2 separate regions of the Homo sapiens genome follow, and region 1 is linked to region 2. Evidence: read pairs that join two places in POLR2A ChIA-PET (ENCODE). Cell type or tissue: A673. All regions are shown on one strand. Each heading gives the region's core, and the rest is flanking DNA. Links, peaks and the distances in the headings are about the cores only. Region 1 overlaps DPPA3 (developmental pluripotency associated 3). Region 2 holds the start of LOC124902871 (a long non-coding RNA gene).

The links. ChIA-PET counts read pairs that join two places held together with the same protein. Peaks named below come from ENCODE experiments on the same cell type or tissue, not always from the same donor. Only the 100,000 strongest peaks of a DNase experiment are listed, where the experiment ranks them.
Region 1: POLR2A ChIA-PET joins it to region 2 with 10 read pairs; 2 of 35 experiments call an interaction of 5 or more read pairs at or near these places.

What each region holds. Positions count from the first base shown.
Region 1 is chr12:7,715,696-7,723,432 of GRCh38, reverse strand. It overlaps DPPA3 (developmental pluripotency associated 3), which reads right to left. Exons shown (of 4, transcript NM_199286.4): 3 at 7,194-7,235; 4 at 5,874-6,466. The coding sequence ends at 6,356. Among named protein-coding and RNA genes, the nearest start is that of DPPA3, 8.1 kb to the right of the region's middle. In A673, for the core only: a CTCF peak has its summit at 6,857 (motif pointing left); no DNase peak of the experiment used is centred there.
Region 2 is chr12:7,961,397-7,970,229 of GRCh38, reverse strand. LOC124902871 (a long non-coding RNA gene) reads left to right here and starts at 3,209. Exons shown (of 2, transcript XR_007063198.1): 1 at 3,209-5,043; 2 at 5,222-6,616. RefSeq lists enhancers at 879-1,591, 1,592-2,304. In A673, for the core only: no CTCF peak of the experiment used is centred there; no DNase peak of the experiment used is centred there.

The DNA of each region.
Region 1 (7,737 bases), core at 5,238-7,737, 250 kb after region 2:
GGGTGGTCTCGAACTCCTGACCTCAGGTGATCCACCTGCCTTGCCTCCGCCTCTCAAAGTGTTGGGATAACAGGCGTGAGCCACTGTGCCTGGCCAAGACTCTCACTGTTTTGAAAAATAATGGATCTTAAGATAAACTTAATTTTCAATCTCTCTTTTTTTTTTTTTCCTGAGATGGAGTCTTGCTCTGTCGCCCAGGCTGGAGTGCAGTGGTGTGATCTCAGCTCACTGCAATCTCCGCCTCCCAGGTTCGAGCGATTCTCCTGCCTCAGCCTCCTGAGTAGCTGGGATTACAGGCGTCCGCCACCATGCCCGGCTAATTTTTGTATTTTTAGTAGAGATGAGGTTTCACAACATTGGCCAGGCTGGTCTTGAACTCCTGACCTCAGGTAATCCACCCGCCTCAGCCTCCCAAAGTGCTGGAATTACAGGCATGAGCCACTGTGCCTGGCCTCAATCTTATAAGGAATTCAAAAGAATAGAGAAAAGCCCACAAGCATATGAGAAATCTCATTATGGCACAGCACAAATTTGATAAGTGATATATCAAACCAAAGTATCCTTATAACAATTTTTTATTTTTTGAGACAAGGTCTCACTCTATTGCCCAAGCAGGGCCGTGATCTCAGCCTCTCAAGTACCTGGGACCACAGGTGCACACCACCACACCCAGCTAATTTTTTTTATTATTTGTAAAGATGAGGTCTAGCTATGTTGCCCAGGCTGGCATTAAACTCCTGGGCTCAAGTGATCCTCTTGCCTCAGCCTCCCAAAGTGCTGGGAGAGCAGACGTAAGACACTGTGCCCAGCCTATTTTTAATTTATTTTTAGAGAAGGGGCCTCACTATGTTGCCCAGGCTGCAGTGCAGCAGCTGTTCACAGTGTGATCATAGGGCACTACAGCCTCGAACTCCTGGCCTCAAATGATCCTCCCTCCTCAGCTCAGGAGTAGCTGGGTCTACAGGTTTATGTCACCTTGCCCGGCCTAATAATATTTTAAATTAATAAAGTCTCAACAACTTGAAAAAGAAGAATAAAGTTGGAAGACTCACACTTCCTGATTTCAAAATGTACCACAGAGCAAGAGTAACCAAGACAGTGTGATATTGGCATAAAAACAAACATATAGATCAGGCCAGGTGAGGTGGATCACGCCTGTAATCCCAGCACTTTGGGATGCCAAGGTGAGCGGATGGCCTGAGATCAGGAGATCAAGACCAGCCTGGCCAACATGGTGAAACCCAGTCTCTACTAAAAATACAAAAATTAGCCCGGCGTGATGGCACACACCTGTAGTCCCAGCTACTCGGGAGGTTGAGGCAGGATATCGCTTGAACCCAGGAGACGGAGGTTGCAATGAGCCAAGATCGCACCACTGCACTCCAGCCTGGGCAACAGAGCAAGACTTCATCTCAATAAATAAATAAATAAACAAATGTATAGATCAATGTAATAAGCAAATTCAAAAATAAACATTCACATTAATAGTCAATTGATTGTTAACAACTCAATAGGGAAAGAATGGTCTTTTTTTATTTTTATTTTTTATTTATTTATTTATTTTTTTAAGAATGGTCTTTTCAACACATGTTGCTTGGACAGCTAGATAACCATATGCAAAAGAATTAAGTAGGACCCCTATCTAACATCATATAGAAAAATATATGTATATTTTTTAAGTCACAGAAACTTTTATTGGGAAGGAATGAGCTGTAGTAAAGTGACAACCAGTGCATGTGACCAAATGGGTGAGGTGGGGGTACAGGTGGGCACCAAGGGCTGGTCCAAGACCAGAGCTGGTGACCGCTGGGGCCTGATTGTGGGGCCTTGGGCCATAGGCCCTTTGGGCTGGACTGCGTGGGCCAGCAGAAATACAAAAATAAACTCTGGGCCGGGCGTGGTGCCTGTGCTGGGATTACACCTGTAATCCCAGCACTTTGGGAGGCTGAGGTGGGCGCATTGCCTGAGGTCAGGAGTTCCAGATCCGCCTGGCCAATGTGGTGAAACCCCGTCTCTACTAAAAATACAAAAATTAGCTAGGCGAGGTGGCAGGCACCTGTAATCCCAGCTACTCGGGAGGCTGAGGCAGGAGAATTGCTTGAACCCAGGAGGCGGAGGTTGCAGCGAGCCGAGATTGCACCATTGCACTACAGCCTGGGCTACAAGAGCGAAACTCTGCCTCAAAATAAATAAATAAATAAATAAATAAGTTGCCTTTTGAACCCCTGGGGTCCTCTAGCCCATTTCCTCCCTTCCTATCCCTTCCTACCCCTTTCCCGCTTCCTATCCCTTCCACATCTTCCCCCCGGCCCCCAACACTACACCTGACTAATTTATTTTTTGTTTGTAGAGACTAGGATCTCACTATGTTGCCAGGCTAGTCTCGAACTCTTGGCCTCAAGCAAATCTCTGGGCTCAGCCACCAAAAGTGCTGAGATTATAGGCATGAGTCACCACATCTGGCCATAAATTTCTTGAATTTTATCCTTCTACTGTGGTTATATAAGTCAATATTCTTGTTCTAAGAAAACACAAACTATTTTGGGATGAAGTGTTATCTGAAATTTACTCTCAAATATCTGTTTAAAAAGAGAAAATATAGAATGTTAAATGAAATGTGGCTAATGCTAACAATTGTTGTATCTAGGTAAAATGTACACACAGGTTTATGAGCTTAAGCTTGCAACTTTATGTAGTTTGAAATTTTTTTAAAAAAAGTTTAAAGTAAAACAAAAAATGTTGAGTGAACAGCAAATAGAGAAATTAACAGCGTTAGCCTGGGCAACACGGTGAAACTCTGTCTCCTCAAACAATACAAAAAATTAGCCGGGCATTGTGGCTCATGCCTGTAGTTCTAGCTACTCAGAAGGCTGAGGTGGGAGGATTGCTTCAGCCCGGGAGGTGGAGTTTGCAGTGAGCCAAGCCTCACTACACTCCCAGCCTGGGCAACTGAGAGAGACCCTGGCTCAAATAAGTAAATATAGAAAAAAAACAACTTTCATATATTACAACCAGTTGAAAAATGTAATGGCAATATTTTAACACACCATAATATAATCTGAAGAGGAAGATATCTGTAGAAAGTACGACTTGGGCCAGGCGCAGTGGCTTACGCCTGTAATCCCAGCACTTTGGGAAGCCGACACGGGGAGAGGTCAGGAGAATTGCTTGAACCCAAGAGGCGGAGGTTGCAGTGAGCCGAGATTGCACCATTGCATTACAGCCTGGGCTACAAGAGCAAAACTCCATCTCAAAAAAAAAAAAAGAAGAAAGTACCGACTTGGCTTAGCTGACTTCCATCTCGGATAAGCCACTTCTTATGTAACTTTGAGCAAGTTCACTACTTTTGTGCTTTTTTTTTTCTGTAAAATGAAGACACCGAAAGTGACCTATCTCAGAAGTTTTGAGGTTTAAATAAGCTAATGCACGTAAAATCCTTAGAATAATGCCTAGCACTCAATAAATGTAAACTGGGAGCATAAAGATTCAGGGCAACTTGAACTGATGCTCTCAGCAGGAAATACATGAAAGGAAGATATTATTATAGAAAGGTTTAAAAATATACCTAAATACTAGCCAGGCGCGGTGTCTCATGCCTATAATCCCAGTACTTTGGGAGGCCAAGGCAGGCAGATTGCCTGAGGTCAGGAGTTCGAGACCAGTCTGGCTAACATGGTGAAACCCTGTCTCTACTAAAAATACAAAAATTAGCTGGGCGTGGTGGCACACGCCTGTAGTCCCAGCTACTTGGGAGTCTGAGGCAGGAGGATCGCTTGAACCTGGGAGGTGGAGGTTGCAGTGAGCAGAGATGGCACCACTGCACTTCAGCATTGGTGACAGAGCGAGACTGCATCTCAAAAGAATACGAAAGGACATGTGACATGTAGAATTAATGTTTTCATTAATTTACAAATTTAACATGATTGCAATAAAAATAAGTTGCCTTTTTTAACTAGTCAGTGATTTTCAAGCTCATACAGAAAAATAATAAAAGTTAGCTTTGCTACTAGGAACGATTTGTAAGTTATAACAAATGCTCTGCCGGGCACAGTGGCTCATGCCTGTAATCCCAGCACTTTGGGAGGCTGAAGTGGGTAGATCATCTGAGGTCAGGAGTTCGATACCACCAACATGGTTAGACCCTATCTGTACTAAAAAATACAAAATTATCTGGGTGTGGTGGCACATGCCTGTAATCCCAGCTACTCAGGAAGCTGAGGCAGGAGAATTGCTTGAATATGGGAGGCAGAGGTTGCAGTGAGCTGATATTGCGCCACTGCCCTCCGGCCTGGGCAACAAGAGTGAAACTCCATCTCAAAAAAAAAAAAAAAAAAAAAAAAAAAGAAATATAACCAATGCTCAATCTGCCCCACATTTGTCCTTGCTGGTAGACCATGTTAAATTTAGTTCTTCAGTGGGGTAACTTCTGATGACCAAACTTGGCAGTGTGGTCCTGCACTCCAGCCTGGGCAACAAAGTGAGACCCCATCTCAAAAAACAAAACAAAAACCACAAAGAAATCACTGGATAGCATCTTCTTGGGTTATTACATATCATGCAGATATCCTTTCCAATTCTCCCTGTGATATTATAAAACATATTTGTTCTTAGTCACCATTTCCTGTCATATAGCTCCTAAAATCTTCAAAATCTCTGGAGTGATAACTTTTGTATGCTAATGGTGACTGCTTTGCTGGGGGCTCCAAGATACCCTCAGGATGTGGGCAGGTTGCCAGGAGAAACCACCAAGTGATTGGAGGGTTGAAAGTTTCACTCCCATTCCGGGACCTCCAGGGGAAGGGACAGGGGCTGAAGGTTGAGTTGATAAACCAATGGCCAGTGATGTAATCAATCATGCCTACCTAATGAAGCTTCCCTAAAAACACAAAAGGAGTTCTGAGGGCTCCTGGACAGTTTCACACTCCTTAAGGGTGGTTCACCCTGCTTGTCTTTTCTCCTATACCTCGCCCTATGCATCTCTTCCATCTGGTTATTCATCTGTATCCTTTGTAATATCCTTCACAATAAGTAAGGTGTTTCCCTGAGTTCTATGAGCCACTAGAGCAAATTAATCAAACTCAAGCAAGGGGTCGAGGGAACCCTGATTTGTAGCTGGTCAGTCAAAAGCACAGGTAAGACAACCTGAAGCTTGTGATTAGCATTAGAAGTGCAGGCAGTCTTGTGGGACTGAGCCTTCAACCTGTAAGATCTGGAGCTATTTCCAGGTAGACAGTGCTGGAATTGAATTAGACACCCAGCTGATATCTATGGCAGAATTGCTTGCTTGGAGGCCAGGTGCCGTGGCTTACACCTGTAATCCCAGCACTTTGGGAAGCCAAGGCAGGCAGATCATCTGAAGTCAGGAGTTCCAGACCAGCCTGGCCAGTATGGTGAAACCCTGTCTCTACTAAAAATACACAAATTAGCCAGGCGTGGTGGCAGGTGCTTGTAATCCCAGCTACTCAGGAGGCTGAGGCAAGAGAATCGCTTGAACTCAGGAGGCGGAGGTTGCAGTGAGCTGAGATAGTGCCATCACACTCCAGCCTGGGCTACAAGAGCGAAACTGTCTCAGAAAACCAAACAAACAAAAAAGAATTGCTTGCCTGGTGTGAGGACCCCTGCATATTTCCTATCAACAACGTAGTAAGCTCCACTTCTGTTCTACCTCCTTCCAATTTTCACATCTCTAATGGGAAGTTGATATTTGCAACTATCTGTGCCTGTGTTTTCCAATCTCACCCAAATGTACAATGAAGTTTCTTCCCAGTGGGAAGATATAAAATATTAGAATGCCAGATATTTACATTCTAGAAATGTAATAAAACTATTGTTCATCTAATTGTTAGTAAGAAAAAGAATAAAATCAAGAACAATTTTTAAAAGGTACTCAAATGTCAACTTTATTGTTTCTATATAAACACTTTTGTACTGAAAACTGTAAAAATAACAAAGTTTGCTGTGATTGCAATCCAAATTTTTGAAAGCCAGAAAATCTAATTATGCTATAGCCCAACTACCTAATGCTTTCTTTATCCATAAGTAACTTTGCTTCAATTTCTTGATGTTGGGTTTCATCTCACTGACTTTGGGCTTCTAAGACACATGGGAATACTTATATCATCTTGGCTTCTTTGGGTCAAATCAAACAGTAGAGCTAAAGTTATTCAAATACATTCAGATTACACAGATCCCTTATGAATTACTAGTATCATAGTAGGAAGAAAAAGATACAAGAAAAATACATCCTAGAACTCATTATCAAAATTATTGGTGTATAGTCTATACTAGCATAGAGTAGCTTTCTCAACCTGCTATATAAAATTACTACCAAGAAAAAAAGGTGCAAGAATAAGATTTATGGCTGAAGTGGCTTGGTGTCTTGATTCCCTATTCTAGCATTCTCAGAAGGATCCCATCCATTAGACACGCAGAAACTGCAGGGACATTTGAATGGTCTTGATTCCTTCTGAAAAAAAATGATGAAATGGATTAATTGGAATATTGTACCCCAGAGAAATGTAATAAGCCCTCAACTATAATGTTGTTTATTTTGGTAAGTGTTGGAACAGGGAACACACACAAAAAAGGACACACGGGCCAAAAGCAAAACATTTTAGGAGAAAAAAAGATCAAAATATGGGTACCACAGAATGGCAGCTTGTGGGTCATTTTGTAATGGTAACAAGTGCAGACTGTCAATAAAACATTCTAGTCTCCGTTCTCTGAATGCCTTAAATGTAACTCATTCTGCTACTAGACACTCTGCTGAAGTGTTTGTCCTCTTACTATACAGTGCTACCGTGAAGATATTTGTGACAGCACGTGAAAGTATCAACCTAACACCAAGAGTGACCCCTAGTGTAAACTATGAACTCTGGATGATAATCCTGTCAGGGTAAGTTCATCAGCTGCAAAGTGTGCAATTCTGGTGTGTGACGTTGACAGTAGAGGCGGCATGTGTGGGGTGTGGGGGAAAGGCTATGAACATAAAACTTCTCTGAAAAATAAAGAATAAAGAATATATTTTTAAAAACTACAAACATGAACTGACTTATCCAGAGTCCCTGGGGATTCAGAAAGTCCAAGCAAATTCCCTAATTCCCTATTCCGGCAAAAGGAAACAAACCAGATACCCATCCACATATATAGCCAAAAAAAAAAAAGGAAAATAAAAAGAAAAAAATTATACTTACCTTAACTCCCTTAGGCTCCTTGTTTGTTGGTCTTCTTTCATGCTTCATGGGAAAAAAATATGTTTATTGAAAACTATCAAGAAAAAGATTACTAATATTACACATCTATATAAGGGAGAGAAGCTAGGGAATTTGTTGAGACAGGGTCTTTCTCTGTTGCCCAGGCTGGATTGCAGTGGAGCAATCATGGCTCACTGCAGCCTTAACCCCCCAGGCTCAAGTGATCCAGCTGCCTCAGCCCTCAGCCACCCACCCCACAGCAGCTGGGACTTACAGGCACGCACCACTACACCCAGCTAATTAATTTTTTGTAGAGATGGCTGATTTTATTAATTTTTTATATTGCCTAGGCTGGTCTGGAACTCCTTGAGCTCAGGTGATCCTCCCACCTCAGCCTTCCAAAGTGCAGGGATTACAGACGTGAGCTGGGAGTCTTTTTTTGAGACGCTTGTTTTGTTCTTGTTGCCCAGGCTGGAGGGCAATGGCACAATCTCGGCACACTGCAACCTCCGCCTCCAGGGTTCAAGCAATTCTCTAGCCTCAG
Region 2 (8,833 bases), core at 2,113-4,612:
TACTGTTGCGGAAGGGGCACTGCTCGAGAAACAGAGACGAAGGGATGATTTTCAAGTAATCAAGACACCGAGAAAGACAAGATTGGGGATGGAAGAGCAGTAAGAATTAATGGAGACGTCCAAGAATTGTAGTTCGGGCGCGGTGGCTCATGCCTGTAATCCCAGCACTTTGGGAGGCTGAGGTTAGTGGATCACCTGAGGTCAGGAGTTCGAGACCAGCCTGTCCAAATGGCGAAACCCCATCTCTACTAAAAAATACAAAAATTAGCCGAGCATGGTGGCGCACGCCTGTAATCCCAGCTACTGGGGAAGCTGAGTCAGGAGAATAGCTTGAACCTGGGAGGTGGGAGGTGGAGGTTGCAGTTAACCGAGCCACTGCATTTCAGGTTAGGTGACAGAGTGAGGCTATGTCTCCAAAAAAAAAAAAAAAAAAAAAAAAAAGAAGAAGAAGAAAAGCAAATGGGTAGTTTGTTTTGCATGCTTCTTGCCAGGCAGAAAAGGTGCTTGAGAGGAGAAAGAAGTGGAAAACTGGAAAGGGGGGGAATCTAAATCAAGGACTTTATTTTCCTTACTGTTGAGTTGTAAATACAGTCCTCCTTTGACATTTATCTTCCCCTTTTTCTATGGTTTAAAAACAGGTGATTTGGCTGGGCATGGTGGCTCACACCTGTAATCCCAGCAGTTTGGGAGGCCAAGGCAGGCGGATCACTTGAGATTACGAGTTCAAAGACCAGCTTGGTCAACATGGTGAAACCCTGTCTCTACTAAAAATACAAAAATTAGCTGGGTGTGGTGGCAGGCACCTGTAGTCCCAGCTACTCGGGAGTCTAAGGCAGGAGAATCGCTTAAACCCAGGAGGTGGAGGTTGCAGTGAGCCGAGATCGCACCATTGCACTCCAGCCTGGGAGACAGAGTGAGACTCCGTCTCAAAAGCAAAACAAAACAAACAAAAAACAACGTGATTTATATATCATGGCGTTGTATTTATGTATTATGTAGTTTTTTTTCTTTTGACACAGGGTCTCACCCTGTTGCCCAGACTGGAGTGTAGCAGAGCGATCACGGCTTCACTGCAGCCTCAGACTCCTGGGTTGAAACAACCCTCCCACCTTCCTGAATACCAGCTATTGTCCCAGCTTCCTGAATACCTGGGACAATAGTTGGGACTATGGGCACAACTGTCTTGGGACTAAATTTGTATTTTATTTTATTTTATTTTTATTTTTTAGAGACGGAGTTTCGCTCTTATTGCCCAGGCTGGAGTGCAGTGGCGCGATCTAGGTTTACTGCAACCTACGCCTCCCGGGTTCAATCGATTATCCTGCCTCAGACTCCGGAGTCGCTGGGATTGCAGGCATGCACAACCACTCCTGGCTAATTTTTTTTTTTTTTTTTTTTTTTTTTGAGACGGAATCTTGCTCTGTTGCCCAGGCTGGAGTGCAGTGGCACCATCTCGGCTCACTGCAGCCTCCGCCTCCCGGGTTCAACCGATTCTCCTGCCTCACCCTCCCAAGCAGCTGGGACTACAGGCGCGTGCCAGCACGCCCAGATAATTTTTTTTTGTATTTTTAGTGGAGACGGGGTTTCACCATATTGGCCAGGCTGGTCTCAAACTTCTGACCTCGTAATCCACCCGCCTCAGCCTCCCAAAGTGCTGGGATTACAAGCGTGAGCCACGGTGCCTGGCGGCTAATTTTGTGTTTTTAGTAGAGATGGGGTTTCTCCATGTTGGTCAGGCTGTTTTGGAATTCCCGACCTCAGGTGATCGGCCCGCCTTGGCCTCCGAAAGTGCTGAGATTACAGGCGTGAGCCACCGCGGCCAGCCTGTATTTTATTTTTTGTAGAATCAGTGTTGCGCTAGGTTGCTCAGGCTGGCCTCTAACATCTAGGCTCAAGGGATCCTTCCTGCCTCTGCCTTCAGAGTAGCTAGAATTACAGACACACATCACCATGCCCAGCTTTGTTTGCTTGTTTTGAGATAGGATTGGCTGGTTTTGAACTCATGGACTCAAGCTATCCTCCTGCCTCAGCCTTCCAAAGCGGTAGGATTACAGGTGTGGACCACCGCTCCCAGCCTGTATTTTATTTTTTATGCACTTGGTAGTGCCCCTTCATGACACTTAACATAAACTTTCAGCCAGGAACAGTGGTTCCCACCTGTAATCTTTGCCCAGGTGGGAGGATTGCTTGAGCCTACAAGTTTGAGACTAGCTTGGGCAATATAGTGAGACGCCAATCTCTATCTTTAAAAAACTAAAACATTAGTCCGGGCGCAGTGGCTCACGCCTATAATTTCAGTACTTTGGAGGCCGAGGCGGGTGGATCACCTGTGAGGTCAGGAGTTTGAGACCAGCCTGGCCAACAAGATGAAACCCCGTCTCTACTAAAAATACAAAAATTAGCCAGGCGTGGTGGTGGGCATCTGTAATCCCAGCTACTCGGGAGGCTGAGGCAGGAGAATCACTGGAATCCAGGAGGTGGAAGTTGCTGTGAGCCGAGATCGCACCATTGCACTCTAGCCTGGGTGACAGAGCAAGACTCTGTCTCAAAAAAAAAATTTTTTTTCTAATAAATTTTAAAAAAACAAAACATTAAATAGGCTGGGCCTGGTGGCTCAAGCCTCTAATCTCAGCACTTTGGGAGGCTGAGATGGAAGGATCACTTGAGCTCAAGAACTCGAGTCCAGCCTGGACGATGTATCAAGACCTCATCTCTACAAATAATGTTAAAAATTATTAGTGCAGCATAAGTGGCATAGGCTTGTGGTCCCAGCTACTTGTGAGGCTGATATGGTTTGGCTCCGTTTCCCCACACAAACATCATCCCAAATTGTAACCCCCACCTGTTAAGGGAGGGTCCTGGTGGGAAGTGATTGGATCATTTGGACAGTTTCCTCCATGCTGTTCTAGTGATAATGAGTGAGTTCTAACAAGATCTGATGGTTCGGCTGGGCGCGGTGGCTCAAGCCTGTAATCCCAGCACTTTGGGAGGCCGAGGCGGGTGGATCATGAGGCCAGGAGATCGAGACCATCCTGGCTAACACGGTGAAACCCCGTCTCTACTAAAAATACAAAAAATTAGCCGGGCGTGATGGCGGGCACCTGTGGTCCCAGCTACTCGGGAGGCTGAGGCAGGAGAATGGCGTGAACCCGGGAGGCAGAGCTTGCATTGAGCCGAGATCGCGCCACTGCACTCCAGCCTGGGCGACAGAGCAAGACTCCGTCTCAAAAAAAAAAAGAAAAGAAAAAAAAAAAGATCTGATAGTTGAAAGGTGTGTGGTGGTCTCCCCCCTGCCCTCTGCCACCTCTCCTGCTGCAATGTAAGACGTGCCCTGCTTCCCATTTCACCATGATTGTAAGTTTCCTGAGGCATCCCCACCCATGTGAAACTGTGAGTCAATTAAAGCTTTTTTTTTTTTTTTCCAGAGTCTCCCTCTGTCGCCCAGGCTGGAGCGGAGTGGCGTGATCTCGGCTCACTGCAACCTCCGCCCCCGGGTTTAAGCAATTCTCCTGCCTCAGCCTCCAGAGGAGCTGTGATTACACATGCTTGCCACCACGCCCGGCTAATTTTTGTATTTTCAGTAGAGATGGGGTTTCACCACGTTAGCCAGGCTGGTCTCGAACTCCTGACCTCGTGATCAGCCCAACTCGGCCTCCCGAATTGCTAGGATTATAGGCGTGAGCCACCACACCCTACCAAGCTTTTTCCTTTATAAATTACCCAGTCACAGGTAGTTATTATTTTTTTTTTTTTGAGACAGAGTCTTGCTCTGTTGCCCAGGCTGGAGTGCCATGGTGTGATCTCAGCTACTGCAACCTCGGCTTCCTAGATTCAAGCCATTCTCCTGCCTCAGCTTCCCAAGTAGCTAGGATTACAAGCATGCGCCACCACGCCCAGCTAATTTTTGTATATTTAGTAGAGATGGAGTTTCATTCACCATGTTGGCCAGATTGGTGTTGAACTGACCTCAGGTGATCCACCCACCTTGACCTCCCAAACTGCTGGGATCATAGGCATGAGCCACTGCACTCAGCCTCACGTAGTTCTTTGTTGTTGTTGTTTTGTTGCTGTTGTTGTTTTTTCAGACGAAGTCTCACTCTTGTCCCCCAAGCTGGAGTACAATGGCGCGATCTCGGCTCACTGCAACCTCCGCCTCCCGGGTTCAAGCAATTCTCCTGCCTCAGCCTCCCGAGTAGCTGGGATTATAGGCGCCTGCCACCATGCCCGGCTAATTTTTGTATTTTAAGTAGAGACGGGGGTTTCACCATTTTGGCCAGGCTGGTCTCGAACTCCTGACCTCAGGTGATCCGCCCGCCTCGGCCTCCCAAAGTGCTGGGATTACAAGTGTGAGCCACCGTGCCCGGCCGGCCTCAGGTAGTTCTTTATAGCAGTGTGAAAATGGAGTAATAGAGAGCTGAGGCAGGAGGATCACCTGAGGCCAGGAGGTGAGGCTGCATGAGCTGTGACTGCACCACTGCACTCCAGCCTGGGTGACAAAGTGAGACCCTATCTCAAAAAAACAAAACAAAAGACATATTTATTTTAAAAATAAATAAATAAACTTTGTAGGACTTTGTTTAGACATGTTTACCATATGACATATGTGTCTTTAGAACAGCGTCCAGCATCTTGTAGAAGGACAATCATTACAAAGTTCAAGCACGTTCTGCTTTAAACACACCTATTGTGCCACACTAAAATCTGAATTTGTGAATAAATGAACTAAAACAATCATATTATAAAACTACACAGGACTTTAAAGCGTCATGTAGGATGTGACTTTTTTATTACAGGCTCCCATAATGTATTTAGAAATATGACTCAGGATCTATCCATGATAACAGTCAGTATAGGATAAACAAGTTAGTAATTTATGTTTAATAATGTATTCTATTTATTTTATTTTATTTTATTTTTTGAGCTGGAGTCTCACTCTGTTGCCCAGGCTGGAGTGCAGTGGCACGATCTCAGCTCACTGCAAGCTCCGCCTCCCGGATTCAAGCGATTCTCCTGCCTCAGCCTCCCGAGTAGCTGGGACTACAGGTGCGTGCCACCACGCCCAGCTAAATGTATTCTATTTATAATGGTTTATTCAGGGACTAATTCCACTAAAGTTATTATTCCTGCGCTGTTCTCCACATCTGTTTTCTTCACCCACACTTCATTAGGTAGATGGGTGATGATAGTGGTAATTTTTGTGTTTTTTTTTTTCTTTTTTCAGATGGAGTTTCGCTCTTGTTGCCAGGCTGGAGTACAGTGGCCTGATCTCGGCTCACTGCAACCTCTGCCTCCTGGGTTTAAGCAATTCTCCTGCCTTAGCTTCCTCCTGAGTAGCTTGGATTACAGGCATGCGTCACCATGCCCGGCTAATATTGTATTTTAATAGAGACGGGATTTCACCATGTTGGCCAGGCTGGTCTCGAAGTCCTGACCTCAAGTGATCCGCCCGCCTCATCCTCTCAAAGTGCTGGGGTTACAGGCATTAGCCCTCACGCCTGGCCAAATGCAGTCTTTTCACCACCTTTTTGGATCACAGAAAATGACCATGAAGCTATGGAAAAAAGGGAGAGTTGAATTTAAGATTAGCTGTCAGCCCATCTTTCATTAGCCATTTCTCTAATCCAGTCTTGAATTTTCCTCTTTCTAGTAATATGGAGGGTAGCACTATGTTCAAAGCGGCCACTGGGGATTTAGGTATTTTAATATCTGTACTATGTTTCTAGATAAGTAAAATAACCAGGTGAATTTATCAGCCCACAGTGAACCTGGGGAACAGTTTATTGAACTAGTGCCCTTAAGTAGAGGACATTCTCAACATTGCTAAGTTTATCTCCCATTCCCTATATCATGGAATGAGAGAAATTTGGAGAAAAAATTTCTATTTCCTAATCTCAGCTTTTTTTTTTTTTTTTTTTCCGAGACAGAGTATCGAGCTGTCGCCCAGGCTGGAGTGCAATGGCATGATCTTGGCTCACTGCAACCTCTGCCTCCCGCGTTCTAAGTGATTCTCCTTCCTCAGCCTCCCGAATAGCTGGGATTATAGGCACGCACCATCATGCATGGCTAATTTTGTATTTTTAGTAGAGATGGGGTTTCCCCATGTTGGCCAGGCTGGTCTCGAACTCCTGATCTCAGGTTATCCACCCGCCTCAGCCTCTCCAAGTGCTGGGATTACAAGTGTGAGCCACCGCACCCCGCCCTAATCTCAGCCTTTTTATATCTTCTTGGTAGGCCCACTTTTTGGCATCCCCTAACAAGAAGTCCTCAGAGATTTTTACTACTCAACATGTGTGCGTCCCACTCAGATGTATTGTGTTCTTTCTGTTCACCCTCTACTTCCCATTCCATTTCTTCCTCTGACTTAGGGTTAGAATGGCCCAATGATCCTACAACTTTTTGATGCTATTTCATTTGATTCCTCTACTGTCTAAATCACAAGTTGGCTAACTTTACTTACTGTAAGGGATCAGATAGCAAATAGTTTAGGCCTTGTGGGCCATTCAATCTGTCATAACTACCCACTCTGACCATATGTAGTGCAAAAGCAGCCCTTGACAATATATAAATGAATGAACGTGAATGTATTTCAATAAAGCTTTACTTGTGGACACTGAAATTTGAATTTTATATCATTTTCACAAGCCACAAAATAATTATTTTGATTCCCCCCCACCCTCAATCATTTAAAAATGCAAAAATCATTCTTAGTTTATGTGTGGTGATAGACAGGTGTTGGGCTTGATTTGGACCCAGTGCCATAGTTTCAGACCCCTGGTTTAACTGAACTGAAAGGTAATCAGCTCTGCAAAGCCATTATTACTGAAGGAGACTCCCCCTTTTTTCCCTTTGACGTTTCTTCTTTGCAGACAGAACACTGATAAGTAGCAAGAGCTTTCCTTCCCTTATCCAGCCTCCCTGCCTGGCATCCTCAACTTCCTTTCACCTTCTCTCTAGAGCCTAAGAATAGAATCTTTACTAAACTCGCGGGGGAGAATGTCTCCCTTTTCCTACAACCCTTGAACAGCCACTTATCGTCAGTCTCCAGATGTCTTGCACCCAGGACACATGCTTCCTGTTTATGACAAGCTGCCTAAGAAGGGGCAAGAACAGGCTCCATTTCTAGGCGTAAAAGGGTAGGATAGACGTGGATGGAGAAAGAGTGGCTATCCCGGATTCTTTTTTCTTTTCTTTTTTTTGAGGCGGAGTCTCGCTTTGTCGTCCAGTCTGCAGTGCAGTGGCGGTGCGACGTCGGCTCACTGCAACCTCCGCCTCCCGGGTTCAAGCGATTCTCCTGCCTCAGCCTCCTGAGTAGCTGGGACTACAAGCGCGCACCACCACACCCGGCTAATTTTTGTATTTTTAGTAGAGAAGGCGTTTCACCATATTGGCCAGGCTGATCTCGGACTCTTGACCTCGTGATCCGCCCACCTCGAACTCCCAAAGTGGTGGGATTACAGGCGTGAGCCACCGCGCCCGGCCCCGGATTCTTTCTTCTTAACATACATTGGATATATTTCTCTTAATCTACAACAATGTAGTATACTATAGTATAGTATGGACAACTAGTTCTGCCCCAAACTGTGGGTCCTTGAGCAAATTACTTAGAGATTTCTTGGTGTAAATGAGGATGACAATAGCAAATTTTAAATATTGTTATGAATTATAAATGAGGTAACAGAAGAAACTGACAGTTTGATTTATCAAGTACCTATTTCTACCACTACAGAGACGAATGTTTCTGTGATGATTTGATTAAGCTCCTCACATCTACTTCGAGTATGTTTGGAAAGTCTAAATTTAGATCGTTAAGAAGAATGGTGGTGGGGGTGGGGCGGAGGCTCGGTGGCTCACACCTATAATCCCAGCACTTTGGGAGGCTGAGGCAGGTGGATCACCTGAGGTCGGGAGTTTGAGACCAGCCTGACCAACATGGAGAAACCCCATCTCTACTAAAAATACAAAATTAGCTGGGCGTGGTGGTGCACGCCTGTAATCCCAGCTGCTCGGGAGGCTGAGGCAGGAGAATCCCTTGAACCCAGGAGGTGGAGGTTGCAGTGAGCTGAGATTGCACCATTGCACTCCAGCCTGAGCGACAGAGCAAGGCTCTGTCTCGAGAACAACAACAAAAAAGAAATAAAACGTAAAAATGAATACATAGCCTCATCCCAGTAGAATTTAAATTCTATGCAAACAGGAAATGGAGTTCTCCTACCACACCATAGTATCCTCAGAATATAAACTGGGTTTGGCAACATAGTAGATCTGTATAAATAAACGAACCCAGACTTATATCCCCTTGTGGATTTTTCAGGCCATTTGTCTTTCTTATTCACTCTTGTTGTCACTACGTTAGTCTGCTGCTGTTTATTAATAGTATCTAGGGGAAGAAGGCCAGAGAATATCAAGGTAAGGTCCACAGCCTTTAAAGGGCCACTTGTCAGGGTATAAGATTTCATGGGTTATCTCTTAATTTTGAATTTCATTTTTTAAAAATTATAAACTTGCTTATTTTCCATTAGCTTAAAGCAGCCACTTACATGTAATTGGAATTAAGCTGGATTTTAAAATTTACCTGGGGTTCGCTCACGCCTGTAATCCTAGCACGTTGGGAGGCCAGGGTGGATCAGTTGAGCCCAGGAGTTCGAGACCACCCTGGGCAACATGGTGAAGCCTTGTCACTACAAATGATACAAACATTAGCTGGACATGGTGGCATGTGCTTATAGTCTCCGCTACTCAGGAGGCTGAGGCAGGAGGATCACTTGGGCCCAGCAGGTCGAGGCTGCAGTGAGCTGAGATCGTGACACTGCACTCCAGCCAGCTCCTTTTTGCA